Linked DNA regions of Mus musculus: regions 1, 3, 4, 5 and 6 are each linked to region 2. Evidence: chromatin loops called from intact Hi-C (ENCODE). Cell type or tissue: left cerebral cortex. All regions are shown on one strand. Region 1 has its middle 60 kb from the start of Gpm6a. Region 2 holds the start of Gpm6a (glycoprotein m6a). Region 3 overlaps Gpm6a (glycoprotein m6a). Region 4 has its middle 110 kb from the start of Wdr17. Region 5 overlaps Spcs3 (signal peptidase complex subunit 3 homolog (S. cerevisiae)). Region 6 has its middle 90 kb from the start of Gpm6a.

Evidence for each region. Peaks named below come from ENCODE experiments on the same cell type or tissue, not always from the same donor. Only the 100,000 strongest peaks of a DNase experiment are listed, where the experiment ranks them.
Region 1: a loop joins it to region 2, with 2.1 times the contacts of the local background. A loop is called at or near these places in 6 of 42 quality-filtered maps.
Region 3: a loop joins it to region 2, with 3 times the contacts of the local background. A loop is called at or near these places in 4 of 42 quality-filtered maps.
Region 4: a loop joins it to region 2, with 5 times the contacts of the local background. A loop is called at or near these places in 2 of 42 quality-filtered maps.
Region 5: it touches region 2 in a loop (2.8-fold over the local background); 2 of 42 quality-filtered maps call a loop at or near these places.
Region 6: a loop joins it to region 2, with 3 times the contacts of the local background. A loop is called at or near these places in 4 of 42 quality-filtered maps.

What each region holds. Positions count from the first base shown.
Region 1 is chr8:54,892,665-54,897,664 of GRCm38, reverse strand. It overlaps a transcript of Gpm6a not described here. Among named protein-coding and RNA genes, the nearest start is that of Gpm6a, 60 kb to the left of the region's middle. In left cerebral cortex, no CTCF peak of the experiment used is centred here; a DNase peak (open chromatin) is centred at 2,661; H3K27ac peaks cover 633 bases.
Region 2 is chr8:54,953,776-54,958,775 of GRCm38, reverse strand. Gpm6a (glycoprotein m6a) reads right to left here and starts at 4,048. Exons shown (of 7, transcript NM_153581.6): 1 at 3,461-4,048. The coding sequence starts at 3,497. In left cerebral cortex, a CTCF peak has its summit at 2,700; DNase peaks (open chromatin) are centred at 3,204, 3,649, 3,895, 4,577 and 6 more places; H3K4me3 peaks cover 5,000 bases; H3K27ac peaks cover 4,900 bases.
Region 3 is chr8:55,031,468-55,036,467 of GRCm38, reverse strand. All of the region lies in intron 1 of Gpm6a (glycoprotein m6a), which reads right to left. Among named protein-coding and RNA genes, the nearest start is that of Gpm6a, 79 kb to the right of the region's middle. In left cerebral cortex, CTCF peaks have their summits at 4,381 and 4,583; DNase peaks (open chromatin) are centred at 854 and 1,961; H3K27ac peaks cover 2,335 bases.
Region 4 is chr8:54,827,738-54,832,737 of GRCm38, reverse strand. It overlaps a transcript of Gpm6a not described here. Among named protein-coding and RNA genes, the nearest start is that of Wdr17, 110 kb to the right of the region's middle. In left cerebral cortex, a CTCF peak has its summit at 2,770 (motif pointing right); DNase peaks (open chromatin) are centred at 2,476 and 2,766; H3K4me3 peaks cover 403 bases; H3K27ac peaks cover 1,289 bases.
Region 5 is chr8:54,522,433-54,527,432 of GRCm38, reverse strand. It overlaps Spcs3 (signal peptidase complex subunit 3 homolog (S. cerevisiae)), which reads left to right. Exons shown (of 5, transcript NM_029701.1): 3 at 906-982; 4 at 2,377-2,492; 5 at 4,038-5,000. The coding sequence ends at 4,170. Among named protein-coding and RNA genes, the nearest start is that of Spcs3, 5.1 kb to the left of the region's middle. In left cerebral cortex, a CTCF peak has its summit at 2,830 (motif pointing left); no DNase peak of the experiment used is centred here.
Region 6 is chr8:54,862,433-54,867,432 of GRCm38, reverse strand. It overlaps a transcript of Gpm6a not described here. Among named protein-coding and RNA genes, the nearest start is that of Gpm6a, 90 kb to the left of the region's middle. In left cerebral cortex, no CTCF peak of the experiment used is centred here; DNase peaks (open chromatin) are centred at 2,627 and 2,981; H3K27ac peaks cover 3,457 bases.

The DNA of each region.
Region 1 (5,000 bases), 61 kb after region 2:
TGACCAGTCCAAATTGGGATCCATCTCATGGGTGCTGGGGGAGGGCACCAAGGCCTGACACTATTACTGATGCTATGATGTATTTACAGACAGAAGTCTGACATGCCTGTCCTCCAAGAGGCCTACCCAGCAGGTGACCGTGATAGATAGATGCAGATACATACACCCAAGCATTGGACTGAAATCAGGGACTTCTGTGGTTGAATTAGGGGAAGGATTGAAAAAGCTGAAGGCAATAGCAACCCCATATGAAGAACAGCAGCCTCAAATAACTCAGAACCCTGTGAGCTCCCTGAGACTGAGCCACCACCAGGCAGCATACAGGGGCTACTTCAATGGCATAGGCACATAGATAGCAGAGCTCTGCCTTGCCTGGACTTAGTGGGAGAAGATGAACTTATTTCTTAGGAGACTTGAAGCCACAGGTAAGAGGGAGGTCTGGTGAGGGGAGCACTCTCTCAGAGACAAGGAGGAGGAGGAATGGGATGAGGAACTTTGGGGGGGGGGGAACCAGAAGAGGGCAATGGCTGGAATGTAAATTGAATGAATGAATGAATGAATGAATAAATGAATGAATGAATAAATAAATAAATAAATAAATTCAATTTTAAGCTTGACATGATGGGATACCAGGCTGACCTGGAAACAGTTCCTCATGTCCCAAAGTGCCTGGAGTTTTTACTTTCCACTGTTACTCAAACCAGGACTTTTACAGTTTGTCAACTAAGAATCAAATTTTCTCATCATGGCAATGGTTCCTGATGTTGTTTCCATTCAAGAAACTATATCTTCATAATCTTTATCCCCATCTTTGCCTGTCTGTCTATCGTGTTGCTGGAGCAGTTTTCCTCACTCTTCCTGTCCTGCTGAAACAAGAATTATTTTTGCCTTCTTTTAGGTATTTCTGCTCATTAGGATGTCATGGAGACTTCTTACCTCCATCTATGAAGGACTCCAAAATTACTCTGAGCACTCAACTATCACATTTTACTTACATACTTTTTAGGCTTTTTTCATCGGGCACTTACTGTATTGCTAGTACTCATGTGAGGCAACAAAATTAGAGATCTATAAAAATTTAATTCTTCAACTTAACCCTCTCTTATGTTTTTGCTTTGCGTTGTTGTGTCTCATGGATGATCCTTAAAGATCATTATCATTATTATCTTCTAAATGTACATTAGTCTAATTTCTAGGAAATGTTTTCTTTATTTTCTCTTTCCACTCATCCTTTGTCATGAAAACCTATTCCTTAAATACATTATTTTTTCCTTTCTTTTATCAATGGTCATTAAGGTTTTCCTATCAATAGACACATAAAAATTGGCCCATCTAATATCTAGTATCTTGGGCCTTGAACAACTGTGCTTCTCTTTCAAAATCTAAGTTTCCAATCAATAGAGATTAAAAGAATAGTTATTTTAATGATGCATTATAAATATAAAAATTAATTGTTCCATCATAGAACTTGTAGCAAATAAATAAGAAAAAAGATGGAGTTGTTTGGTGTAATGGCTCATGCTTTAATTCCCACCATTGAGAAGGCTGAGGCAAACAAACTTGGGCTGTGTATTAAGAGTCTGCTTCAAATTAATTTACCCAAAAAAGTTCTATTATTATTTTAGCTATGTCAATATTATATTTGGGGGCTTCATTATTATCATTTATTCTTGTACTATTATTTAGCACGATTCATTTAAACTCTAATATCTGATGATGTTTCTTGAATCTGTCTGTCTGCCTCTGTGCGTGCGTGTGTGTGTGTGTATGTGTGTTTGTGTGTGTGTGTGTGTGTGTGTGTGTGTGTGTGTGTGTGTGTGTAAGCCAGAGGTGAGAGTAGATGTTTCCTCTACCTTATTTTGTTATTTAGTGATAGGACCTTTTTTTCAGAGTTTACTAACTGGGTAGACCCAGTAGTCAGTGATCTATGAGTCGCCTTTCCTCTCCACTGCCTATGCCCTCCTCCACCTAGAACCGTGACAACAGGAGCTGATTACCACATCCAGCTGTTGATGGGAACTCAGGTTCTCAGACTTGAGCAGATCCAGTGTAAGACTACATGGTCTATCTAGAGTCTCTGTCATTTGTCTCACTTGGTTTATGTTCATCATGATTTATAGAATCTTTATTTTCAAAACGCTAACTTAATCTTAACAAGGAAGCGCCTTTCCTCCTTGATTTCTATGTATCTCTCACCTTTGTATTCCTTACCTGTTCAAACAGGTTTCTCTCTCCTCTTTCCATTCCTGCTTTATATGGAAACTGTTCTCTGTATCCCACCCATTTTTAAGCACTCATTTTAAGCTCATTTTGAACTCTGTTTCACCCAAAGATTGTCTTGTTATTTTGTTCATATGGATGCATGATGTGTTGAGATCTTCATGTAAAATTCATAGCATTGTCTATCTTGAAATGAATAGAGTTTTGACTGATTGGCCATTTTAACTCAGATCTGCTTACAGCTTTAGCTACAGAAAGAGATTTAAAAAAATGATACTGAGATTTCTTCTCCACTATTCCCAGACATGCTGCAACATTTCATTACCAAGGCACAATTAACACTTTTTTGTTGTTTGTTTCTGACATAGCCTTCCAGAGAAGATGTCTGGCTGGCTCATCCCACTGGGAATTTACAATTATAGTTTATGAAATAAAATCTCTCTGCCTCTTTCACCCTGTTCTCTACAAGTAACATATTTTATCATCTCTCATTTTTCAGTTACAGCTACATACATTCGCAGGTATGTGAAGCCCACATGCTGCTACAGTGTTCTGGGAACTATTCTGCACCTAGGTGTAAAATGGTACAATCTATGATCTACCTAGGCTAGCACTCTGCTCTGGACTCGCATCCTTTTCTGCATCTAGACACTTTCTCAATGGCTTGGAGAATGTCTTTGATTTCCTCTTTGGGGGCAGGGTTGGCTTTTTTCCAGGAAGCATTATAAAATCCTCATGTCACTGTAGTAAATTGCAATCCAAAATATATAAAACTGAGGCAAAGAGGAGGACTTAAATATTTATAAGAATCATATAATAAATTTCCTTGTTTGGCTTTCTCTTGAGAAATAAAACCTTTAATATTTCACATGGGATGTTTTATCAATACTCTTGTTTTTAAGTTAAATCATCACTTAGATTTCTTAAAATAAAAGTTCTCTAATAGTGTTTTAGGAGCACAAGGGTTAATATGTAAACAATGCCAAAATTTATGTGATAAATAAAAGGTGTAAAAAAGTTAATGCACTTGAAATGCAATAAATTAACATGTAGACAGATGGTATAACTTTCCTGTGAAAATAAGATTCTAAATTTTACACTTCTGTGAAACCAAATGCGATTATCAGAGTTCTTTCTCTAACAAGTCCTATTAGGATTGATGAAATTGCATCCCTTGAGTTTAGAAAAATGCTAATTAACTGTCATATAGTGCTAAACAGAAATTACTAGCTGGACAAATATATACCTCCTGATTTTATTTATCTTCTTGTGGGGAGGAAAAGATAAGATGCTAAAACATTTTCAAATTTTGGTTGGGTATAATATATACTTACGGCAATGGTGAATTACCTCAGTAGATGTGTAGACATGTTGGTTTTAAGATGGATAATGAAGACAGAATTGGAAGATCGCTTGGTGGGTTAATTGCTTTATGTGCAAGTCTGAAGACCAGTTTGGATGAACAACACCTACATACATGTTATGCATGGAGGTATTCACCTCTAACCTCAGCACTCAAGTCCCACAAGAAGACCAATCTGCAGAGGGCCTAAGTCAGATGCACGGAGACTTCCTGATTGTTCAGACTCTACAGGCCCCGATGAACCCAGGTGAGCTGATTCTGTGGGAGTTCCGGTACACGTCGAAATTGGAAATAATGAATAAAAGTATACATGATTTCCTTAGCTTAATGAGTTAATTTAGCAAAACTGTTGAATATCAACCTGTCTGTAACTCAAACATAAATGTCACAATAAGGTATTATTACATTAAATACCATGCCATTTTCAGTGTTTTTCTCCAGGAGTTATCACTGAGTTTCAAAGATTACAATTGAAAGTCATCACTGTATTTATTTTATTTTGTTCAAATATACTTAATTTTGTAAACATGTGACTTTATTCATATTTTTTAGAATATGTTGCTTTAGAATGACTCTAATATTTGGAATATATAGTATAATATAACTTTTTTCTTTGTTCTCCTCATGACTAATAGTCAATATGAAAAAAAAAAACACTTATAGTTTAAGAAGCCCTGAAACAATTATATTAAAAAATTCTAGGGTACCATAATGTTATACTTAACACACTATTTTTTTCCTTTTTTTTTAATTAGGTATTTTCCTCATTTACATTTTCAATGCTATCCCAAAGGTCTCCCATACCCACCCCCCAACCCCCTACCCACCCCCCCAACCCCCTACCCACCCACTCTCCCTTTTTGGCCCTGGCGTTCCCCTGTACTGGGGCATATAAAGTTTGCAAGTCCAATGGGCCTCTCTTTGCAGTGATGGCCGACTAGGCCATCTTTTGATACATTATGCAGCTAGAGACAAGAGTTCCGGGATACTGGTTAGTTCATGTTGTTGTTCCACCTATAGGGTTGCAGTTCCCTTTAGCTCCTTGGGTAATTTCTCTAGCTCCTCCATTGGGGGCAATGTGACCCACAATAGCTGACTGTGATCATCCACTTCTGTGTTTGCTAGGCCCCAGCATAGTCTCACAAGAGAGAGCTATATCTGTGTCCTTTCAGCAAAATCTTGCTATGTGTTTCTGATGAACTCCAACATCCTACAGACTTATTGGCATGCCTTTCTTCCAATATATCAAAGGATTTCAACAATTTAGTATTTACTAAAAAAAGAATAAAAAAGTGAAGAATGGGTTGCATAAGCTCAAGTAAATTGTCTGTAAGAACCAGAGCTAATTTGAGAATAATGAGCAGGAAAGATGAGGAACAGCAACTTTTCATAGACGAGAGATAATGGAAAGTCAAAA
Region 2 (5,000 bases):
TTTTCCAGATGAAACCAATCAATTGTTTTTGCATACCAACAAACTTCACTAATGGGAATACAAAATGTGTTCAATGAATATTTTCATATTTACTCTGAAATAAGTATTTTCATCTACTGAAATATATGTTAAATCCATATACTAATTTGTTTTGTTCACTAGACACGACTGGTTTGTGTAATAATATCATCAAATCTTGTGTCTCAATGGGTTTTATTGCTTGTTTTTAAACATTTATTTATTTATTTATTTATTTATTTATATCCCAAATGCTGCCTTCCTCTAGGTCCCCACCCTACAAAGCCCCTCACCTCCCCCTACCTCCCTCATTCTCTTCTGAGAGGGTGACAAAACCTTGATATCCCCCTCCCTGAGGCACAAAGTCTTTGCCATATTAAAAAGAAAATTATGTAATCTTTGCTCAAACTCTCTTTAAAACCAAAAACCTTTGATGGCATGACACAGCCAACACAGGCTGAAGACATTTTTAAAGAATTTGCTTTACTTAGCATGCTTAACCAAAGTGAGATTTTTTTTTAAAGGAAACATTAGAAACCCTTCAGTGCAATGAGATACTGTTGGTGAAGGCTGAAGAAAAGAAGTGTGCAACAGATTAAATGACTTCCATTTTAGAGTTGAATCAAAGCAGGGATTGGCAGAAGACAATGTCTGCTGAATTCACCCAGACTGAAATTATTCACCCTCCTGATCTGAATATGCATCTGGATATCACCTTTTCTGTTTGCCTTTTACAGACAATGTGGGGAAGGACACATAAATACAAAGAAAAACACATTTCTTATGGAGACCCTTTTAAGTCCTTAACCATCAACAAACTATCCTTCTCTGATATATTCAGTTAAAGTAGTGGATTAAATTTTACATTCTCATGGAATTTAAAAGGTTGTATGGGTAGATGGTGATACAAATTTCAATCTGTCTAAATTATAGCAAAGAAAACGTATTTGTTGCCACTTCCTCTGAGAGAGAATAATTTTTCAAAGTTACTGCTGGAAAAATGGATAACAAACAATGACATCACTTTCCTTGGTTGCTGCATCTGCTATGGCTCACCCAGAGCATTTAACCTGTTAGCACACTCTACAATTGAATTCAAGTGTTCATTTGGCGTAATGCTTATCTGTTTAATATAATCTGGTTGTCTTCGGTTTAAACAGAAGCAATAACATTAAGTACAATAAAAGATGTTAAATTAATAGAAGACAGGGAAATGCCTTTCAATCAAGAGAGTATGCTGGTATCAGAATCTGTATCGAAAATCCTGGGTGATTTAAGAAAACAAGAGAGGAGAGAATATAAAATGCTGCTTTCCTTTCCAGGAGATGAATCATTAAATCTGTCTACCTGAACCCTTAAAACATTTCCAATGATTTGATCTGCTTATCAAATAATTCCTCTAAAAGCAATCAATACAAAATTCACAATGTTTCCTCTCTATTTCTGTTCAAAGGTAACTTGACAAAATCCAACATGTTAAAAAAGTGCCATGGGTATATTTGAGGGGGAGAAAAGGATACTCAGGTATAAAGAGAATTAAATCCATTCCTCAGTTAAGAAAACAACCCGATCCACAGATATTTTACATAGAACCATCATGTACTTATTGTATACCATATAGATTGTTTTAATTTTAACATCGCTTTCCTCCACTATTGCTGGTCTATATGGACATATGTTAATGATAAGACACCCACTGAGACAGATCATCCTGTCAATGTTCTGCTGCCTCCCCTCTATGAACGATTTTTAGTATTGCCCGAGGAGGGAGGGAGATCATAACATCATTACATCATTTTTCTTGTTCTTGCCTCTATCATAGCTTGCTGAGAAACATTCAACCTGTTACCATGGTCCATAATTTAAGATTTTATTTAGTGTAATGAGTGTCATTTGTCTACTTAAAATGACTGAACTACTCTTTTCTTTGCTTAAGAAGAATATTTGACTTGTACAATCAAAAGATGTGAGAATAAGAGATTTATTCAGAAAATAAAGCAGTCCCCTGAAATGTCTAGTGTAGTATAGACAGGAAATGGTAGGGAAATTTACCCTTTAAAATCTCTAATAAACTCCTAAGTTATTTGTGCAATGACAAATAATGTTGGTGTTTTTATTTTAAAAGCTTAGTATTATAGTGATGCTGATTTTTATGTTTCTCTTCAAATGCCATTATCAATGAGAGCATAAGCTTTGAAGATTATTAGCTTATCTTTTATCTTTATTGCATATAGAAAACATTTACATACTTAGTCGTTGTATACAGGTGGATCTGTGTACAGCATGTTTACCCAAAGGGGTGTGTGGGTTTCGGTGTGTGTGTATCTGCCTGTGTGTACACATATGTATGTGTGTGTGTATGCTTCTGTGTGTGTATGTGTGTGTATGGTGTGTGTGTGTATATACTTAGAGAAGAGGGCAAGCATACCTGAACATTTTAACATGAGAAAGCCTACACTGAATCTCCACACTACCAGTGACATCATTAAAAACGCAGGTTTAAAACGAGAACAAATTTATATGCATTTAAAATCATCCTTGAAAACATCTCTTTTTAGTAATCCTCATAAATTAATTTCTTTATGTGTATTACGTGCTATGAGTCTTTTAATCTTAAGAAAATGAGTGTTTTCTCTAATGTTACATAAGCCAGTGCACAGACATGACAGCAAACACTGCCTCTACTGGGGTGAAAACAATTTCCTCGGAAGCCCCACTTGATGTATAAAAAAAAATTCTAAAGCTGTTTGAATCATTTGAAATGGGCAGCATTTGTCCAATTTTAATTTAAAAAATTGCCACATATAGACAGATATAACTAGAAAGCTTTAAAAATGAATCTGATATTTAACAATGATATAGGTATAGGTTGATTATAATCAGACATACGAAAAAAAAATCTAATGTCATTAAATAACCCCCCCAAATCAGTGAACCTTTGCTCCTTATAAATTAAAACAACACTGCATCCAGAAAAATAAATAAATTCAATGAATACCAACCATATTATACTACATGCTGTTGCTCTTTGTTCTATCAGATGGCTATGCAAAGGTATTGATAATGGTTACATCATCAAAATTTTAACTGCAACTTGTGCACCAACTGTGTTTGTACCTGAAATCTGGAATCTCGGAGCTTGGCTTGACAACCATGAAAACATGAAATAAATGAAGTCTAACAAAGACTGGACTAAAGATTAGTTCGACACACTGTACATATCAATATCAGAATATGCGTTTAGGTATTATACCTAGAAGATGTTCAAATAGTAAGGATCACAATTGGCATTACAGCAAGTGAAGACCAGAGGAAAAAGGAAGGGAGAAATGCCTTCCAAGAGGGAAAGATTCATTAGTCTCTCTGGCAAGTGTCTAAAGCAAACAAGGAAAGCACAAAATAATCACCTAGTTACAAATAAACCTGTTTTAAAGCACAGTACCTTTCTGTGTCTGTCCTTCTTCCATATTCTCTTCCATGGCTACCTTTCTTCAGGAGAATCTGGCGCACGGTATTAGTCAAAAGCTCAATTAGATGTCAAAAAAGCGTGTGCCTTTTTTCCCTGGGCAGCTCCAGCAGCAGTGGCTTGGGCAAGTCCTTGGAGCTTAGCTGAGGCTCCCTCGCGCCTCTTGTTTGCTTAGAGACTGGCTGTCAAGTGTAATTTCATTCAAATTACTCTTCCGTGAAGATTATCAATTTTTCTTCTCAAAGCTGCCCATTGTGTGTGCCACAGTAAGCAGGTACTCAAACAAACAGCCGGATAATTTTGGGAGGGGGAGTGGAAAGGGGTCTGGATTCTAGGAGCAGAGACACTGTGATTCACAAGCCTCGCTTTGCATTTAAAATGGGGGAAAGAAATTGAGGTTTGTGCTGAAATCTCGGCTTTAAACTGGAAGCAGGCTGAACTGTGAACAGACAGAGGGGTGTCCTCCTAGCATGAAGCGGACCACCAACCCATAATTCCCCCCTTTGCCACCACAGTGGGAAAGCCCGAATTCTCGTCGTGTCTTTCTGCTGCAGTAGTTTTTTCTCACCCAGTCAGATTCATTACAAAAATGCCCTTTCCTTTTACCTCCTCACCAAGTGTCTAGTTAATTTGATTTAAAGGTGCCAAGGAGGGATGTAATTAGACTATCTCGAGGCTGGTCTGTTAAAGCTTATTATTAAGATAGGACCTTTATTTCACGTCTTTCAGAATCAAGGAGAAATAAAAACATGGTTTTCAAAGAAATAAGTATAAATCTTTTGTTGTAATAAGTATTTTATTAAGTGGCGTAGGACCTTTACAGGTAAAGAGAAAAAGAATCGATGTCTTTGTAAATTATGATTAGTTTAGCCCACAAAAGCTGCCAATTCCGAGTGGGAATTTTGTGAAGGGAAAAATTCTAAGGGTGATTATTGGAGAATGGGGGCGACAAAAAGAACGAAAGGATTCTGGATAGGGAACAACAGGATAGCATTTTACAATGGGAATCTGCACTCTGATTAGGAATGCAAATCACAATGCTGCAGTCTGGCAATAAATTAGCAGTCGTGCTCAACCTATTGAGTGACAGGACACAAGTAGAGTCGCAATACTTCACAAAAGGTACAGGAAGAACATAAACACTGTCTGTCAAGGCTGTGTCAAGCTTTCCTAGAGTATAAAGGAAGACTCTCTTGCCTATGTTCCTCTCGAAACAAACATGCATATGGAAACACACAGAGCTGAATAAGCTCTTGCCCTTGATGGAAAAAAAAATGCATATCCCCGTTATCCATATAATATGCTTGCGTTATACGAAAATTTTCACATAGGTTGTAAGACATGTCAGCAGCATTTTTTCACACCACACTTTTAACTGTAAAATCACTTATATATTTCAAGGAAAAATGATCTGACAATGCTCCAGTTTATTTACATAAATGAAGAGCTACTTCTCTCTGATAATCAATATTTCTATTCTTTTCGTCAAATGTGTTTAACCCAAGGGTAACTGCGA
Region 3 (5,000 bases), 78 kb before region 2:
AAGCAGAGAACAGGTAGAGCATAATACTGATCCCATCACTGTGATTTTTAACACTTCAATCTTTTGATCTTATAATAAATGGGGGAAATAAGAGGATGACCTTATACTGTTCTTGTGATGATAAAATGAGACAATATATAAAAATAATACTGCATGACAAAGAACTCCATAAATGTAAGATGCTCTCATTACACATAATTCAACTTGAGAATGGCATTGATACTTCAGTATGAAATTAATTTGCTCCATATACACTTTATATACTTTTTGAAGATAACTATGTAATATTTTTAGTAGGTCTACATTCTAATTGTGTTCTGTCATATGAGGTTAGTCCTTAGACCTTTCAATGGCAGCACTGTATCAGGGCTAAAAAAGTTACATATTTGGGAGGAATTTGTCTTTCAGATTATAGTACTTTTTGGTCATTGATCCTTTATATAAATCTAAATCTTTAATTTTTTATATGCAATAACATGTAAAACAGGAGATTCAAAAGTTCCTTTGTGAAGTGACTTTATGTTTGGAGAATGAGCTAGTGTATTATTTGATAAAGCTCATTAAACAGACTTAGAGAATCATAACCCATAAGGTTTCCTTCAGAAGAAATTTGTACAGGAGCTCAACTACCTCCCCAGTTCTGTTGCTCTTTCTTGTGAAGCAACAATTATTTCCTGAACATGTATCCTACACACACACACACACACAGAGAGGGAGAGAGAGAGAGAGAGAGAGAGAGAGAGAGAGAGAGAGAGAGAGAGAGAGAGAGAATATGAATATAGGGAAGTAGAAAAGGTTAGAACAGCTTGAAACTTCATATAGTAGAAAAAATTCACCAACAGATGGCTGAGACCAGTGTGTGTAGTATCTGAATGTCATTGAGCCCAGTTTTGGTTAGAGACTAACAGGATGGCAGGAAAAAAACTAGACTATTTTCTTTCAATAATTTCTCCTTTCCATTTTCATCTCAGTAATTACTTGAAGGGGGAAACCAGTAAAATTAGTACTAACAAGAGGAATGACCTCCTAGTCTGTCAAGTTCACCAAATGGCTGCAATGACTTTGAATCTGAGTTTTGTGGTTCTGTTTGTTTGTTTGTTTATTTGTTTTCTATTCTCAAAGCATTTGATAGCCGTGGAAGGATTCTACTGCAGACTCCTTATAATGTTAAAATGAAATGCCGATGCTTAATGTAATCATCTGCTTATGAGCTCAAAGACAAAGAAAAGGTAATAAATATTGAATGCCATCGCCTTCACTTGATCCTAGAGCACAGATTTTTTACAGGAGAATAAATAGGAAACCAGAGTAACTTAAAAACAGATAAAATAAAAACATAAAATGGTCACTTAGGAGTTCTGCTTAATTTTATTCCCAATAAAATGAGAACTAGTTTGTACTTCATTCATCTTTAGCCCGCTGTGCATTATCTGGGCAATATTAGCTTCAGTGCCAGGCTTTATCTCCCCAAGAGAAATGTGCTCATGAACCCGAACATCCACTGCACATTTAACTTGCTAGCACCTCCCAAATTTAGAAACGCATAAGACAAACTCTAACACTAGGGAAAACCAAAGTTGAGGACCCTGAGTTAATACACAAAATATATCCTTATTCCATGGTTAAACATTGCCATATAAATTACTCAGAATGATGTTACCTTTGCTGACAAATACAAGTGCCTGTAAATTTCCATTTCTGTATGGCAGAAATATTCAGAGTAGAAAAATTTAAGTGTTGACCCTCTGCAAAACTTTTGTTCAAATTTAAATCCTTAAGTGCCTCACTGGGGACATATTGAGCTTGTAAAGGACTACATCCTCATCAAACTCATTCTTCCTAGGAGTCTGGGCAGAGTTGCCTACTGCATTTAAAGAAGTCTTTTTGAGCTCCCATATGGAGAGCCAGCACACCATTTCAGCATTCTCTCCAGCTGCCAGAATCCCACATAGTTGCTGGCAGGGGAGCTTCTTTCCACCCACAGTGAGAAACAGCTTTGGCAGATCAGTAGCATCACCATGGCAACCGTGCCTCTGGGCCAGGATGCACTCCCAATAATCACTGCTGAAGGCTGAGGATTCTGCTATCCCCCATCATCATGCTTTTACTGAACCTAAAGTGCAAAAACACTCTATTAAATGAATATTAATGAAGTATAGTAAGTGGGCTTCTGGCACTAGAGGGAATAGATTTCTTGAGAAAAATCTCTATAAAAACAGTAATGATCACTTTGTATATTTTCAACACTACATATTACGAGAATCAGGCCTTTTAATTCTCAAACAAAGCTAAGGTTCAAATATTGATAGAGAATTGGCATGCTATATCCATGTGTGCACACAAAAGCATTTATTATATCTGGTTTCTGGGAATAGCATCTCAAGTAAAATAATGGTATATTGTCAGATTTATGATGAAGATAAATATTAAAAGATTCAGAAAGCTTTGTTTTCAACACGCCCTTAAAAATTAGTATTTTTTCTCACAATTTAATGAGGGTATATAATGGCTTCTTCCAGTGTAAAATTTGCAAAGGAATCAGAAACTCCCCTGATACAGTTGTTTTAAAAAGATGTATAATTATCTTTTCATACACTATACAATCAGTTTACCTCTATTTAAATATTGAAAAATAAGCCCAGTGTTGGATTACAATTATTTCTCACACTGTACCAAAGTGAAAAGCAAAAACTAAATCAACGAGAAAGAAAAGAGTAAATAAGAGAAAGCTAGAAAACAGAAAAGAGAGACCAACAAAGTAAGGATAATCACACTAAAAATTAACTCATTGATTTGTTTTCCAGTATCCTTTATTGAGGAGATGTTTCTTTCTGTATTAAAAAATCCCTACCTTAGACATTATCCAGTAGGCAGAGAGGCACTTTGGTTTACAAGCTATCTAATCTTCTCCATTACATGCCCTCTTCCTCTCCCTCTCCTCTCTGCCCTTCCTCTCCTCCCCTCTCTCCTAGACCTCACTTTCTCCCTCTCCTCTCCTCCCCTCTCTTTTCTCTCTCCTCTCCCCTCCCCTCCCCTCCTCTCCCCTCCCCTTCCCTCCCCTCCCCTCCCCTCCCCTCCCCTCCCCTCCCCTCCTCTCCTCTCCTTTCTGTTCTCTCTCTCCCTCTTCCTCCCTCTCCTCTCTCCTTCCCTTTCCTCTCTCCTCTCCCTCCCTCTCCTCTCTCTGTCCTTCTCCCTCCCTTTTTCTCTCTCCCTCTCCTGTCTCCTCTTCCTGTCCTCTCCCTCCCTGTCCTCTCTCATCCCCTCTCTTCTCTCCTATCGCTCCCTCTCTCCTATCCCTCTCTTCTCCCCTCCATCTCCCTCTCCTCTCCTTTCCTCTCCCCTCCCCTCCTCTCCTCCCCTCCCATCCCCTCCCCTCCCCTCCCTTCCTCTCCTCTCCTCTCTCTCCTCTCTTTTCCCTCTCTTCTCCCTCTTCCTCTCCCTCTCTCTCAGTCAACAATACCATCTCCCATCTCATCTCATCTCATCTCATCTCATCTCATCTCATCTCATCTCATCTCATACATGATAACATCTCATCAATTATCTATCTCCTGTCTTGATCTATGGTGGAGGAAACTGCTCCCACACAGTCATTTTTTTCATGCTTGCCATTACCATTTACCCTTCACTTACTTTGTTCTGTACATTTTAGAGATTCCACATAGTAACTCAGTAGATTTTGATTGGAATTTTCATATTTATTTCAGAACTATAAGCCTTAAATTATTTTCTATGTCCTGAGAATAACTTTGTAATGTTTTGTTATTTTTGTTGATAACCATGTCATTTATGAATATTCTAAGTGCTATCTCTGTCTTTTCAACACTTGTACATTCTCATTTATAGTTTTTGTTATCTTACTCTGTTAAGTAAAATGAATGAAATGTAAAGAAAAAGGTATTTTGTATTTCTAAGGGACAAATAATATTATATTATTAACTTAGTGTTGGCTTCTTTATCTTTTTGTTTTGAATTCTAAAACATGATTTTCTATCACATGTAAGTTCTATTTATGATACTTTTCTTTTGGCATCCATATCAATATTTTTCTTATTTTTTTTACTTCATTTTTACTTGACTTTATTATTTTACTTCAAAACACAGCAGTCATGCTAATTTTTAATATGTAACTAACATTTTTACCTTACCATAAATTTTTATTGGACCCTTTTGTTTTTATTTGTCTACTAAGAATATAATGATTTAATCCTCATAGAGATGCCAGAGACGGTGCTAGTTGCTAAAGCTATGTAAATTAACAAAATCAATATTAAATAGCTAGAGGATAGATAAGGAACACATTGTTAAAATAGGATTTATGAGTGTTTATGAAAGTGTGAAGAAATTTGGGTAAAGAAGACAGTTCAGGAATATTAAAATTTTGATTTCAGACTTTGATAAGGTGGTCAGGGAATGAGTAAATGAGGCAACATGTGCAAAATATCTAAAAGATGTGAAGGTATATTAAATAAAACATCATAACAGAATTCTTTTCTTTAATAGAAGACAAAATGGCAAAAAAAAAAAAAATCTATACCAAGGTAAACCACTAAGACAAAGACGGAAATTGGATAAATAGCAATATAGGGGATTTAAGGAAGAAGCAGCCTTCATTACCAAGTGTGAGATGTGTCAATAAGAAGGGTAAAAGAGAGGTTGAAATTTCATAGAACAGTTAATATGAAACAGTTGCCTGAAAGTTGAGATGATAAGCTCCCAGCTACTCAGGGACCATGAAGTTGCCTTTTGATGATTGCCTGCCCAGTGGTCTAAAGCCCGTTCACTAAAGCTGCGGGGCAGCATGCTAAAACCTAGAAGCCCCTGAGGCCTGATGCGGAATTATGTTGCTCCAAGGAGTCTTCAAATTTCAAAAGGAAGACCACAGAAATCAATTTGTGTATTAGACAAATCTCAGTAATCGATGGCGGTCTTAGCATTATCTTCAGAAGTGGGAAATGAGAGATTATTGGCTCAAGTTAAAATATTAATAAACATATACA
Region 4 (5,000 bases), 130 kb after region 2:
CCCAAAGCCAAGATGAGGCAAGAATGGGAAAGTGCTCCCATAAAAATCACAAAACTATAGTTACCTAAACAGACAAGCATAATGACAACTTCAGTTCATACACCAATATAAACTGTGGAAATATTACAAGGCTCCATCCCTATCTGAAGAGCTGAAAGCCATCACTGTCTCCCAAGAGGAGATAAAATCATCTCTAGGGATGTGCCTTCTGATAGGTTGTCCAGTCTCAAGTAGTCAACTCTAAACTCATATGCATGTGAGCAACACTAAATGGACTATTTCTCTCTGTGTGTGTGTGTGTGTGTGTGTGAGAGAGAGAGAGAGAGAGAGAGAGAGAGAGAGATAATAAAGAAGTCATACATTTGAAAGAGAACTGAGTAGACACAGAAAGTTGGAGAAAGAGAGAAAGAGATGGAAATGATAAAATCAATATTCACTTATGAGATTCTAAAAATAACTAATAATTTATATGAAAAGGTAAGCCTTTGATAGGAGGTTCAGTTTTGTTTTCTAATCACTTATTAAGGCTAGAAGATACTATGATGTGGTCACATATATGAGTGTTTATGGAACACAGAACAAAATGAAATTATAAAGTTAGTTAAAATTCCTTTAATTTAGATTATACAGATTACACAGATATAAGAAGTTGAATTTCGCTAAAATCAAAATCAATTTAGATTAATTAAAGAAGACTGAAAATATTACTACATGCTTTAAAAACTCTCACTAAGCCTTTTCCTCGTGTTTAAATTTAATGAGTTAATGGGAATGGTTGTAAATAAAGATTTGTAAAACTCTAACAAACATCATCTGAATGGAAAGTTAATGAGGATGTTAGTGTTTTCCAACATAAAGGAATGGATCTCAACAAAAACAGAGCACCAAAACTCTGTAGGGTTTCAGAAAATTTATTAAGCAAGTGAAACCCATTCATTAATGTTTTGCCTTATGGCCCATTCTCACAGTGAGTTAATAAACACTAAGTAATGCTGAAATTATTTCAATCTTCCTGTATCAGTTGAAGTTGTTAGAAAAGGGGGGGCAGGAACAGTATTGGAAGGGACAGGAGCAAAGTACAGAGGATCAGGACACTGAATAGAAACATGTAGCAGAGAGGGATGGGGAACTGGGGTAACCACTAGAAAGTCCCAGACTCCAGTGAAGCAAGAAGCTCCGAAGAGCCAATGGTGATGATTTTAGCTGAAATACCCCAAAGAGGGGAGATAGAACCTGTAGAGACCACCTCCAGTAGAAAGGACCCCAGTTGAGAGATGGGGCCACCCACGTATCTCAAAATTTTAAACCCAGAAATGTTCCTGTCCAAAGGAAAGACGGGGACAAAAAAAATGGAACAGAGATTGAAGGATAGGTCATCCCGGGACCACCTCACCTAGGGATCCATATCATTTGCAGACACCAAACTCAGACACTATTGCTGATGCCAAGAAGCAGTTGCTGGCAGGAGCCTGGTATAGCTGTTCCCTGAGAGGTTCTACCAGCACCTGACCAATACAGATGCAGATACTTACAGCCAACCATCAGACTGAGCCCTAGAACTCCTATGGAAGAATTAGAGGAAGGACTGAAGAAGCTGAAGGGGATTGCAAGCCCATAGGAAGAATATGAACTAACTGGACCACCCAGAGCTCCCAGGGACTAAACTACCAACCAAAGAGAATACATGGAGGGAGCCAGGAATCCAGATACATATTAGCCGAGGATGGCCTTATCTGACATCAATGGAGGGAAGGCCCTTGGTCCTGGGGAGGCTTGATTTCATAGTGAATAGGATATTAGAGGCGTGAGGCAGGAGTGGGTGGGGAAGCACCCTCATAGAGGCAAAGGGAGGAGGAATGACTTGGGGGATTGAAGGGGGTAACCAGGAAGGGGGATATAATTTAAAATATAAATGAATAAAATGATTAATAACAAAAGATCAATAGCAAAAAAAAGCTGGAAAATATAATGCTGAAATTTAGATCTTGGTAAGAGTGTTGTAGTTAAAATACTAGGCAGAGAGATAAAAATAACTCGCAACACCTATTATGTTCATTTGGCCAGAAAAGGTCTCTTTGAGCTATGTAATATCTGCAAGCACATGGTCCATAGGGTACAGTAGCAATGTGCAGATGGTGCTAAAACAGAGCAAATGGCAGATAAATGCAGAGATGGGGAGATAAAGATGTCAGCACGCACAGAACCATGGTGGAGAGGAATCTAAGAGAGGCTTCAGAACAGCAGAATGAGAGGAGACTAAATTGTTTAAAAGAAAGGAAAGAAAAAGTGAGGGAGAAAGGGAAAAAGTGAGGGAGAGAGGGGAAGAAGGGAGGGAGGGAGAGTGTGAGTGAGCAAAAATGCATATACACATGGAAGCTCTGCTCAGCTTCCTTTGAGGAAACCAATAGCAGAGACAACAGAGATTACTGCTGGACTTGAAGCCAGATCAGAAAATCAGTGAAGAACGAGTAGGTGCCTATTAGTAAATGTGCTTCCCATGTGTGAGGGAGTGGGTAGTGTATGGTCTCACTGTTCCTCCTGAACCTCGGACATCTCAACTCCTATCTCCACTGAAACCCATTAAGTATGATAAAAGTAGTAAAGAATTTTTCTAATTTTTGAAAAGCTGATAAACTTAAAACACAGCTAGGTCAGATCATTTTTCTGTATGCATCATACTGCTGTCTCAATATTTCAGAGCGTCTGCTCTCCCGTTTGCTCTGTTTCATTTTCATCTGAACATTAGACATTTTTCATGTGATTTCCACAGCAACCACTAGAGGGAAAACAGCTACTGGAGAAAGAAAAACATTTTAAAATGTTTACTTGTTTCATAACCCTTAAAACCTCAGAAGCAAATGATGTGTTCAAAATGAGCAACTGAGAAAAGCATACCAGAAATCCACATGATTTTCAAATTATTCACAATAAATATTGGCACTCTTGTTAAAGCATATATTCCGCAAAGGCTTTTACATTCATTGCCTCATTTGTTTTTCCAAAATGAATGGTAAGTATAGAAGGCATTACCTACCACACAACAGTAATAATAAGCATACATTATTCATATAAAATATAAATTGTTTAACCACCTAACAGCTCCGTTGTTCATTATTAAAACTCAGGCATGAGTATTTTTCCAAGTGCACTGTATTTTCCATTTTGTAGGGTTTTATTTTCTATTGTTTTGTGGGCTTTTATATCTTGTAAGGAAAAATGAAAACCGACTGCATCTCTCGTCCTGTTGTTTATTTTTCTCAATCTCATTGGGACATAATACACATTTGGGTAACTGCTAAGTGTATGAATGCATTAGCATATGAAACAGAAGGAGGAAGCCCCGCTCCTTCTTGCCAACATTGTTACTAAACACAAGATGCTTGTGATGGGGTCACAGTTGACTTCCTAAGTGCACTTCATTTGAGGGTTAGTAACACTGAACCAATTGTTTGTAGCTTAGAAGACCTATGAAGAAGGGTTGTTCTTTGTGATCCCTTCTCTGATTTGGTATCTTCATGTTGTGGACTACTCATTTGTGTAGCCCATCAGTCATGGGTTCAAATTATACTTCCTGTTGTGATAATACAAGGTGTTGGGGTTTGGGAATGTATATAATTAATCCCAGAATGTGATGTGTAGTTGTGAATGGAATAGGCTATCTCATGAAAAAGACACCAGTAAAATGATGTTTTACTGACTTCCCTGTTGGCTATAATGAGAGGAGAGACATTTGGAAGAGAGGGGTCACCACGAGCCAGCCTACTCCCCAGAACTGTGAGAATTCGATGTCTATCCTTTAAGCCACACAGACTCTGGCTGAAATTAGCTATAGACTTTCAGGTGTTAGTTTCCTCAGCCTGCCAAAGCATTTTCCTTGTTCTGTTCACAAAGCTGCATTTGGTGGCATAAGGCTTGGAATGCGGATCTGGAAATCTCTTCCCCACAACTAAACTTCTTTCTGTGCAACTAAGGAATTATTCAGCAAGACATAAAACAAGAAACTAATTCAAAATTCCACATGAGCCTAACATATCTCAACCTATTTTCCGAATAAATACTCAGTGTGGAAAGTTATCAATGTATGATATGATTACAAAGAATTTTTCTTTTCCTTTTTTTCTTGCTTTTCTGTATTTTATCTTATTTATAGTAAGAAAATAAGGGTTTTTTTAAATAAGAAAAATGATGTATTTTTTTTAATTAAGAGTCAAGGGATATGTATTTTTCATATCTCTCCTTAAAATGGCATTCAGTTATGCTTGGCAAACATTTTGTATAAACATGGTTGTTTATCTTCAATTTGAAAAATGAATTCATTAAGCACTATTACACTGACTGTGCCTAGCACCCCTGTCTCTTCTTATCAAGGCCTGACCTCAGAAATACATTCCTTGGAACCAATAAAGAAATAAGGGCGTATCTGCTAGCTCCTGGAATCCACCAGCAATTTGATTTTAAAGGCAGGAGCAAGGTTAAGGTAAGCTGGCAGCGCTCAACAGCACTCTTTCATTCTCCACATTGAGCACATCCCTGGAAAAGGTGGCATTGTCCTCAGTGAGCTTTCAAAGTATATGGTTTCCTACATTAAGATAGTTGGATGATGAGGGGAGGGGCCACATGAGGGGGCAGGAACTGGGAGGAGAGGGAGACTGTGATTGACATGTAAAGTGAATAAATAAATAAATAAATAAATAAATAAATAAATAAATAAATGGGAGAAAAGGATCATTGGGTGAAATAAAAACTTACAAATCTGTACATGAAATAAAATTCTTACTATTAAAATAATATGTAAACACCAAAACGACAAATTGTTTAGTTAAGAAAAAAAAAGGTAAAATTTTACTGTGAAAAAGCTTATCATTAAGAAAAGTGTAGGGGGGATGTTTAGAGCAATGAGGCAGGAGTGGGTGAGTGGGTGGAGGAGCATCCTCATAAAGGCAAAGGGGACAGGACAGGAAGAGGGGAGATGGGATGGGGAGTTTGTGGATGGGTAACTG
Region 5 (5,000 bases), 430 kb after region 2:
AAAACTGGCTTGTGGGGCATGCCTATAACCCCAGCACTCCAAAGGAAGGGGCCAGATTTGAGATTGGAAACTCCTTATTGTGTTTATACACTATCAGTCTTATAGTTTGTTCAGGATTTTCTTAATATCTCCTCATATTTGAAATTGTCCTTTTCGTTTGTAAAGAACTGCTGTAGACGTCTCTATTCTGAACAATAACTGGTAGTGGGTATACTTTAAAATTAGAGTGTGATAAGCCTATCAATATGTACATACATATACAATTAATAATTTATAGATAATATTTAATAGAAATTCTCATGTTAGCTCTTCTCAGTGTGGCTTAGTATTGTAATCTCTTCTAGTAGTACCTCTCCAAGATGAATGGGACCCTGTTGGTGTTTCTTTACTGCCACCGCAGTACCCCACACACTGAGACACTGTGATCAGGACTGATGTGTAGCCACATCAACTTGTATAGAGTGCTGTGCTTGGTTAACTGCTTGAGCTCAGTGCGCATATGCGTGTTAGCTACTTTGAATAGTGAGGGTTGGTTCTGCTTTGGAGCTCTTCCGAAACTGTTTTTCTCCGAAAGACTAAGTCCTCATTCTTTTGAACTCATTGGACAGAATTAAAGTTTCAGTTGCTTATGTTTACTTTTTTCAATAAGTAAGTCAGCTAGTTATGCTTACAGGAAGACCGGGATGGTAACCTACACACACACACACACACACCCCTTTGGAATGGGCTAGATTTTACAATATATGTATCCAGTATTTCTGTTTTTAATTAATGTTGGTACATTCGTGGTCTGCCTGTTCTGTTTTGTTTCAGTGTTCATGGAGCGATAGATGTTTTAAGAATAAGGTTTGTTAGAAAGTTGTGTGCTGCTGTCCAGTCTTTAGAGTCCTTAACTGTTGGCTTACATCTAGAGAATATATTTGATTGGAATGTTAAGCAGTTATTTCTTTATTTATCTGCAGAGTATTCAACAAAAAATAATGTAAGTACTTATCTAAATATATTACAATAGTTTCCTTTTAAACATTATTTCTTAGGAAAGAATGTAATTTCAAGAAATTACTTGTTGGACAATTAGTCCTCTCCTCAAGGGTTCCACGGATTGTACCCCACCCGCTGAGGTTGTCACTGACCCAAGAAGATACATTTTTATGTATTCAGAACATCTGACCTTCATAGCTTAGTTTAAAAACAAAAAACAAAAAACTCAAGCTACCAGAGAGAAGGCTGTAGTGAGGAAGCTTTCTGTCCTGCAGTAGCCTGTTTAAGCTCTGTGTGCCTTGTAGCTCTCTAGCATTAAGGGCCCAGAAAGGTGTGCACGCTGTGACAGCAGGCTATTTCTTGACTCCCTTAGCTTCTCTTATAGTGCTGATAATGAAAAGTATGGAGTGGCTTACTTAATATATCAAGTTGAGATACACACAAGTAAGACATCACTTCTATGTTGCTGCCAAAAGCAATTCTGTTTTTCATCATTGTAGGTAGGTGTGACGATTTGGATAAGTATGTCCCCCACAGCCTCCTGTGTTTGAATGCTTGGCTATAGGGAGTAGCACTGTTAGGAGGTGTGGTCCTGATGGAGTAGGTGTGGCCTGGTTACAGGAAGTGTGTCCCTATGGAGGTGGGGCTTTGAGGTCTCCTATGCTCAGACTCCACCCAGTGTGGAATCCTGTCTCCTCCTGCTGCCTTTAGATTAATGTGTAGAACTCTCAGCTCCTCTAGAACTGTGTCTGCCTTCAAGCTGACTAGCCTCTGAAACTATAAGGCAACCCCAGTGAAATGTTTTTCCGATAAGAGTTGCCTTGGTCATGGTGTTTCTTTACAGCAATGGAAACCCTAAGGCAGTAGGTAATTTGTAATTACAGGTGGGTCTATATTTTATATGACCTCTAGGCAGCATGTTAAACAACTTCATATACTAATTTTTGAATCATATATTTTATGCGAGATATTTCATTAGACATCGGGCATACTAGGGTGAATAAACTTAAAAATCAACAAAACATTTTAAAGACAGCAGAAAAAGCTCTCCTTCAAAATAAGAGTTTTGATCTCTGCCTTTAAAAATCATCAAAATATTTTAAAAATAGAAAATTTTATAATAAGAGTATCTGCTGTATATAAATACTATTGAGTGTATCCAAAATTTATGAGCATCAATGTTACTTTTGTGGTGGGTATATCAAATCGTTTTTATAATTCTGCTTTACCTCAGTAAAGCCAGTAAGATAACACTAGTTTGGGATTAAATTATTGCTTTGGTGAGTAATCAGTACACTTCCATGCAGTTGTTCAGCTCTTTGCTTATTACTTAGGCTTTGGTTTTGAAGTGAGAGTGTCCCTGATGAGTTATCTAATTACTTTCAATTGATACAGGCTCTGAACCAAGTTGTCCTTTGGGACAAAATTGTTTTGAGAGGTGATAATCCGAAGCTACTTTTGAAAGATATGAAGACAAAGTATTTCTTCTTTGACGATGGAAATGGCCTCAAGTGAGTGCTTCCTTGTTGTTTTTAACATTTTAAAGTAATATTGGTAAGAGACTGATGAAATGTGTTTTTATTTTAAAGAAAAAAATACTGTTCCTGGGGAAATAGTAGCATTGACCTGGCATGCACAGGATCTTGTTCAACTTCCAGGAGAGTTAAGAAGGGAAGGGGATAAAAATGTTAGTACAACAGTTTGGGAGAAAAGTGTTTGTGTATTTTGAACTCAACTGAAAGACTGAGGGGGCTGGAGAGATGGCTCAGCGGTTAAGAGCACTGACTGCTCTTCCAGAGGTCATGCAACCACATGGTGGCTGATAACCATCTATAATGGGATCTGATGCCCTCTCCTGGTGTGCTTGAAGACAGCTACAGTGTATTTATATAAATGAAATAAATAAATCTTAAAAGAAGAAGAAGAGGAGGAGGAGGAGGAGGAGGAAGAGGAAGACCGAGGAAAGAGAAAAATTGGCATTGGTCATAGTAATCAATTCTCTAATAATGCTAAATGCTGTAATCACAATAAAAGTCCACCGCTGTTACAGTTTGCTTTCTATTGCTATAATAAAGCACCAGGAAACAAGGCTTACAGGTTACAGTTTATCATTAGGGGAAGCCAAGGCGAGAACTGAGGCAGACACTGGAGAAATGCCTCTCGTTAACTTCCTCAGTTTGCTTTCGTCTACACCCCAGACTACCTGTCCAAGGATGGCACCACACACAGCAGGATAAATCCTTCACATCAGTCATCAGTTATTAATGCCCCGTAAGCTTGCCTGCCTGCCAGTCTAATGGGGCTCCTCACTTGCAGTTCCCTCTCCTGAGATCACTATATCCTGTGTCATTGACAGACAATTAACCCGTGCAATAGCTGTTACTATTGAATATACAGGGACACTCAGGGGGAGGGTGCTTTCTCATGTGTGGGAGGGGCGCCACTGTTACCTTATAGCTCTGCTTTCTGAACTCGAGTCAGGAGCCTGCATGAGGAGTCAGTGTGGTGGGTGGAGACCTGGGATTCTAATGTTGCTTCTTTAACTTATTCCCCTCTCCCCTCCCCTCCAAAAATTCAGTTTACTCTTTAGAAGAAGAGGAAATCAGAATGACTGATGATTGGGATCTCAGGCCATTTTGACCTTTGCTTTATAAGATTTGAACTAATCACACCTTTGGATGTGCAAATAACATGGATTTTGATAGATTTTGATCTGCTTCAGTTTGCACCTCTAAATAATGGCAAAATTAGATTTCACACTATTGCCTTTTGATTCCTAGCCTGAGTCTCGTTTTCTCCTTGTTGTGTTCTATTCATGTAAGCTTTTTTTATTGGTAAATAGCTGCAGGTGTGAATTTATGCTGGTCATCTAGGCTACCTGTGAATTTCATGTTGATGTCTTCTAGTGCTATCTGTGGATTTCATAAAAAAATTGTTATGTTTTGTCTATTAGAAACAGCTAGTTACAGATGAAGTGTATGGCCCAATAGCACTTGATTGAAATTTTCCTTAAATGACAAGTTCTGCTAACCTTTGCTTATTCCATCCTTTTGTAGGGGAAACAGGAATGTCACTCTGACGCTCTCCTGGAACGTTGTACCAAACGCTGGAATTCTACCTCTTGTGACAGGATCGGGACATGTGTCTGTGCCATTTCCAGATACATACGAAATAACCAAGAGTTACTAAATTATTCTGAATTTGAAGCATATTTTTATACATGTTGAATTGCATCTCATCTCTTCCCGGTTTCTTCATTGATTTTTTTTTTCTTTTTTTTTTTCCTTTTTTGTTTGGATGTAAGAAAAACTCACGTCAGAAGACGCAGTTGAAGTGAAAGGTTCTGAGCTGCTTAAGCTTAGCTTTGTAAACAGACAGAAAAAGCCTCCCAGAGGAGAGTAGTTATGAAGAACGAGGCAACTGCATAGGAAGAATCTATCAGCAGTGTAGGGTTGAAACACGTATTTATATTATCTTACGGAATACAAAATGATCATAAAGGGCTGTTAGACATTCAGGTGTCATAAGAATTCTGAATTGTATCCTTTGTGTTCATGCAAGGCAGTTGTGACTTACTCATGGGCATTCTCTTATATCTCTAAGTGTATACACTTAGAGATCCTAAGTGTAGATGACTGGAAACTAGATGAATGTGGTTCTTTGAAGTCTGGTTTACAAACGAGCAGAGTGGTATAATTGTATCCCATTTCTTTTACAAAGCCCAATCATGCTTGCTTTCCTTAGGTGAGTAGCAGCTTTCTCCAAATGAAGAGGAAGAACCTGTTTGTATGCTGAAAAATCTAGCAGGCTCATTTTAAAGTTTCAACCCAGCCAAATGTGTATCTTTCAGTCTTTTCAGAGTGTTTCTTTGTGTATTTCTTTAAAATTTTACCTTTGCCATGCAAAGTTGAAAATGTTTGCATGGATTTCCTCCTGAACTGAATTGGTCCCACTGAGCTTGCCTCTGTGGTTAAGTACAGTTTGCATAGCTCCATACTTTTACAGTTGGAACAGTAGGG
Region 6 (5,000 bases), 91 kb after region 2:
AGGCATGAATATCTGAACTCTGAGCAGTCAGGAGAGGATGATATCAGAGGGCCATGGAATTGAGACTATTTTGGGCTACAAAATGGACCCAAACCTGCCTCTAAACAAAAACAAGCAAACAAACAAAAAAACGCACTAAAATCATAAGCCTTTAGAATATTTAAAAGGAGGACAGGCAGGAAGTCCACTTCAAAAGTCAACACACATCACCCTCTTGATATCCAAGATAGATTTCCAGAGATGGTGAGTGTTGAAGCCTAGCACCTTAAGGTGTCCTTTGCAACTTGTTTCTTATTTCCTCTTGGGCTGAGGAACATTCCAACTTCAGTGTAAAGCCTCCCTCAAATGGTTAAACTGTAGCCACTTTCCCTTCATTCCTCATTCTCTCTACTAATTCACTTCTGTCATACAGTGAACAGATTGAAACTCTGCATGGAAAGAAAAACTAAACTGAGCAGTAATGAATAATACATTGAAAGAAAAACAGTAATATCCACTCCTATCAGCAAAGCCCATCATACTCACAAAGGGGAATCTTCATGATTTAGTATCAGAATTCCTATATGCTACTCTCCAGTTTTGTGTTTTATACCAAATATTAAATGTTTCCTAAAAGTGCCTATGATACACATCAAAAATCACCAAAGAAGTTCATTTCAGCCATTTCAAAAAGTATACAAATATTATATCTTAATTTTTTTCCTAGTTCAATTCACTGAAAGAAATAGACATCATAAAGAAAGCAAACGTTTTCTCTGCCCTCCAAAGTTCAGTGCTTGACACCCAGCAAAATTTGAAAGGTAAGCTGACAGAGAGTTACCAGGAGAAAATGGTTATTAAATTTACTCTTGGAGGTTTACCTAAACAAAAACAAAAACAACCCCCCAAAAAAAGAAACAGTGTGAAGTCCAAAAACATTGTTACATTCAATGGTTTACATGCCATTTTAATAAAGAATAATAAGTTGTGTACAATAGACAAGACAAAAGAGAGAAGGATTATGTGTGGGAAAGAGTGCTATTGAGTGACCAAAAAGACTCCAATGTAAGTCTGATCCAGAAAGCTCCCACTCCACAAATGGGGAAGCCATCCAAGTACTAACCAGGTTCAATCCTGCTTAGCTCCCCAGACCAGACAAGATCAGGAGCATTCAGAGTGGTATGCCCATAGAAGTAGGGATCTGTCTCTGTTGCCTATCTTTGGATCCCTTCCCCCTAACTGGCATGTCTTATCTAGCCTCAATAGAAGATGGAGCTAGGCCTACTGCAGCTTGATATGCCAAGGCAAGTTGATACCCATGAGAGGCAGCCCCTTCTCTGAGGAGAAAGGGAGGGGAAGAAGCAAGTAGGGAAGGAGAAAGAGAGGAACTGGGAGGAGAAGAGGGAGAAGAAGCTGCAACCAAGTGTAAAATAAATGTATAAAGTAATTAATGGGAAAAAAAGAAAGCCAAGACTGTATCTCTAACTCTAAAGCAGAACAAGACTGTAAAATAGCAAAATCAATCATAATTAGCTACAACTCCGTAATTGTATAGTGTACAACTGCATAGCAAGGATGACAAAAAAGGAAATTGAGAAATTACATCTACAGTGGCTTATCATATTAACCAGGACAGAACTTTGCACAGTGAGAAGAGAAACCAAGCAACCTCATACAAAATGGCATACTCTAACCTAGTAAGGTCACATTTCAAATGGAACACCCTGCAGGCTATCACCATTCCCAGGACCTAGAGCTCTATTAGAACTGTCTGTTATTCTTTTTCAGTATCTCTCTTTTGGTATATTAAATATGTTTATTTTTCCTCTACTATAATATAATGGACTTTTAGTAATGATAAATTATAGGAAGTCCATTATATTATACAAACTGGTGAAAATATAGGTTTTTATAACACTGATTATTTATATTTCTCCCAGGAGCTGTTTTTGAACTAACAGTCTAAATTATATCAAGTAGCACAGGATGTACGGGCATTTTCATAAGATTTATGCCCATTTATTAGGCAAATTCAGGCATGATAGAGAGCTTCTCTGTGGCTGTTGCTTCTTAATTGCTCTCAGCTCAAACTAAACCTTACATCAAAGTGGTACACTCTTGATGCCCTTTGATATATACACACACACACATACATACACACACACACACACACACACACACACTGAGTTTTCATTCTGTTTAAAAATGGGAATCTTGGGGAAATGTCACCCCTTTTCATTAGATTGTGGAAATGGAATGCTCTTTGTCCTTGCAGCATTTAAGTGGAGCATTTTAGCGAAGATAAAGTGACTATGGACATTTGGATTTTCTCAATTAAATTGACACAGTTGGTATGGAGTGTATCCCCTTGTCTCTCTGCTTCCCTGAAGCATTTGGGAAGCAGAAATAACATTTCAGCAGGGATTTCTCTTGGTAATGAAAATTGCAGAATAGTTTCAATAACAGTCAACATTAAAATCCATTAAGTCATCTTTCTTATTGTGCTCAACATCATCAAATTCAAGGACTGAATGAATGGCCACAGCTGGATGCATGAGACATTGAAATTCAAGAAGCAGCACCATTGCATCAGGGATAATGAGCCTGAGAAGCAGTTAGTGGGTGAAAGATATAAAGTCATCACTGAATTTTGATTGTAGCTCGGCAGTCAGACAAAAAAGAAAAAAAAAGACTTGAAATTTTACAATGATTCCTTAAGCATAGATGTGTATCTAGAGGACAGGGAAAGAGAGCACATATAATTCTGCATGTTTAGCAAGGAACACTGGAGAAGAAATTGATAATTTGACTTTGGTCTTTTCTTAAGGCAAGATCATTCTAAAGCAAGGGAGGTTTCCGTTTTATCAGACCAATCAAAGAGGGAAAAAAATGTTCAAACTCCAGTGCTCTTATTTTTCTCTCCTCATTATTTTTATAGACTGTAACCATGGTGATATTCAGAACCGCAGCTCTGTTCCTTCCACAGCTTCTAAGCTTGAATATCTATCTACAGATCACCACCTCCCCCACAGCAGCCACACTCAGAATCCTTGGAAATGTACTTTCGCCTTGCTTTATGTCATTCTCTTGAAAGTCTAAAGAAGCCAATTTGATGTTGCTGATCTAGGGAGACCATCAAGAAGACATCTATTCCTTCTCAGGGCTGTAGGCACAGAACTGCTGTTGACATGGGTAAAAAATTTTACCCTGATAAGAATGCAACTCGTGTGTGCCAGGTTTGGAAGATACTCAGAGGAAGAAGGGGAAGGAAGGATGGGGGAAGGATTGTGGGAGGGGGTGAATGGAAGAGGACAGTGGGTGGAAGTAAAGTGGATAAGTAAAAAAATTAATTAATTAATTAATTAATTGGAAAGGATGCAAATCAAGCTGATACATTTCAGCTGTGCATGTTATAGTCACTGAAACAGGCCAAACTGATAGGCATGGCATCTTTGACCTGTCTTTCTGATTCTATCAAGGTGTAAAATTACCCTTTAACGTCATGTCAGAACCACCATTTACCATAAAGACAAATAACCTGTGACCATTACTGCTAGCCAGCTCTCACTAAACGTCATAAGTGTAGCTCACCTCTAAGGCAAGTCAGCTAATAAGCTGAGTGGATGATGCTTCAGTGCTGCTTCGAGTTCCCTTATTGCTCTACTATCTTTAATTTATCATGCTGCCTCTTTATGGTAAACCTTTCAGAACATTTGCTGCCTTAGACCTAGGGTTTTTTTAATCCCTTTATGATATTCTTTGACACTCACCTACAAATGAGTACATCTGCAAGGAGTTCATACTGTTATAAGAATTATCTAATCTTTATTTTGCTTCTCTTCTATCTCACACATTCCTATTCTCCCAACGCTTTTCTTCAAAATTAAAAACTATACATTGTTTTATGTACATAGACTTTTTCCTGCATGGGTGCATGTGCATCTTGTATGTCCTTAGTGGGTATGGAAACAAAAGAAGATATTTGATCTCCCAGAATTGAACAGATGTATGGTTCAGAGCCACCATGTGAATGTTGAGAATTAAACCCAGGTCTTCTGCAAAAGAAGCAAGTGCTCTGAAACACCAATCCCTCTAGCCTGCCCCTTTAACCTATTCTTCTTATATTTTAGTTTTGTGTACACATGTGTGCACGTTCCTGTGGGGAGCGTATGTGGTATATGAGTATATGCACCACAGGCTGCAGGAATATTGGGAAGCCAAATGATAACCTGGCGTGTTGCTCCAGTATACAGTAACTTTAATGTTTTTCAGAGCTGATGAATAACTTTATTTGATATCTAACCCTTCTAAGATCATTCTTTTATACAAATACAAAATGACAGAAGGAAATTGAGGTCCACTTTAAAGCCTACTAGAAATCCTGTCCTAATACCAGGCTGAAATTCATTTAATAGCTTTTTCTGAAAATATTCAACTCAATTACTCAAGGAGCAATATTTATATTCAAGCATTCTAGCAGAAACCAAATATATACCCTTTTTTACAGGTTGAACAATAATGGCAGGAAAACATTAAAAAAAAAAACTTTGATTTATGTAATGAAACCATTTTGCCTTTTAGGGGATCAGAACATTTTGAATGTACCATAAGAACTCTGAAATTCATATCACACAATACTCTAAAGTCATGGTGCTTCCAGCAATGTTGACAGGTTCCACAATGGCATAAGACATGTACAGAAGGAAGGGAATGCTTTGTGCTGGAAATCAAGACTGTAGCAAAGTGGCATGATGTAACACACACGACACCTGACAAAATACCATATACTTGGTTTTTAGTTGTGTTTTAATCAGTGAGAGTGTGAAGACCTTACACTGTTGGCAGATTCTTTACAACCTCCCACAAGCAATGCAGAGCTTGGAAGCTGTGAGTTGAAGAGGATGATCCATAAGAAATAACCACACCTTTAATGAAAGAAGAGGGCAAGGATTTGAAAGAGGAAAGGGGGTGAGGTTCATGAGAGGGTGTGGAGGAAGAACACTGGAAAGAAAAATGATGAT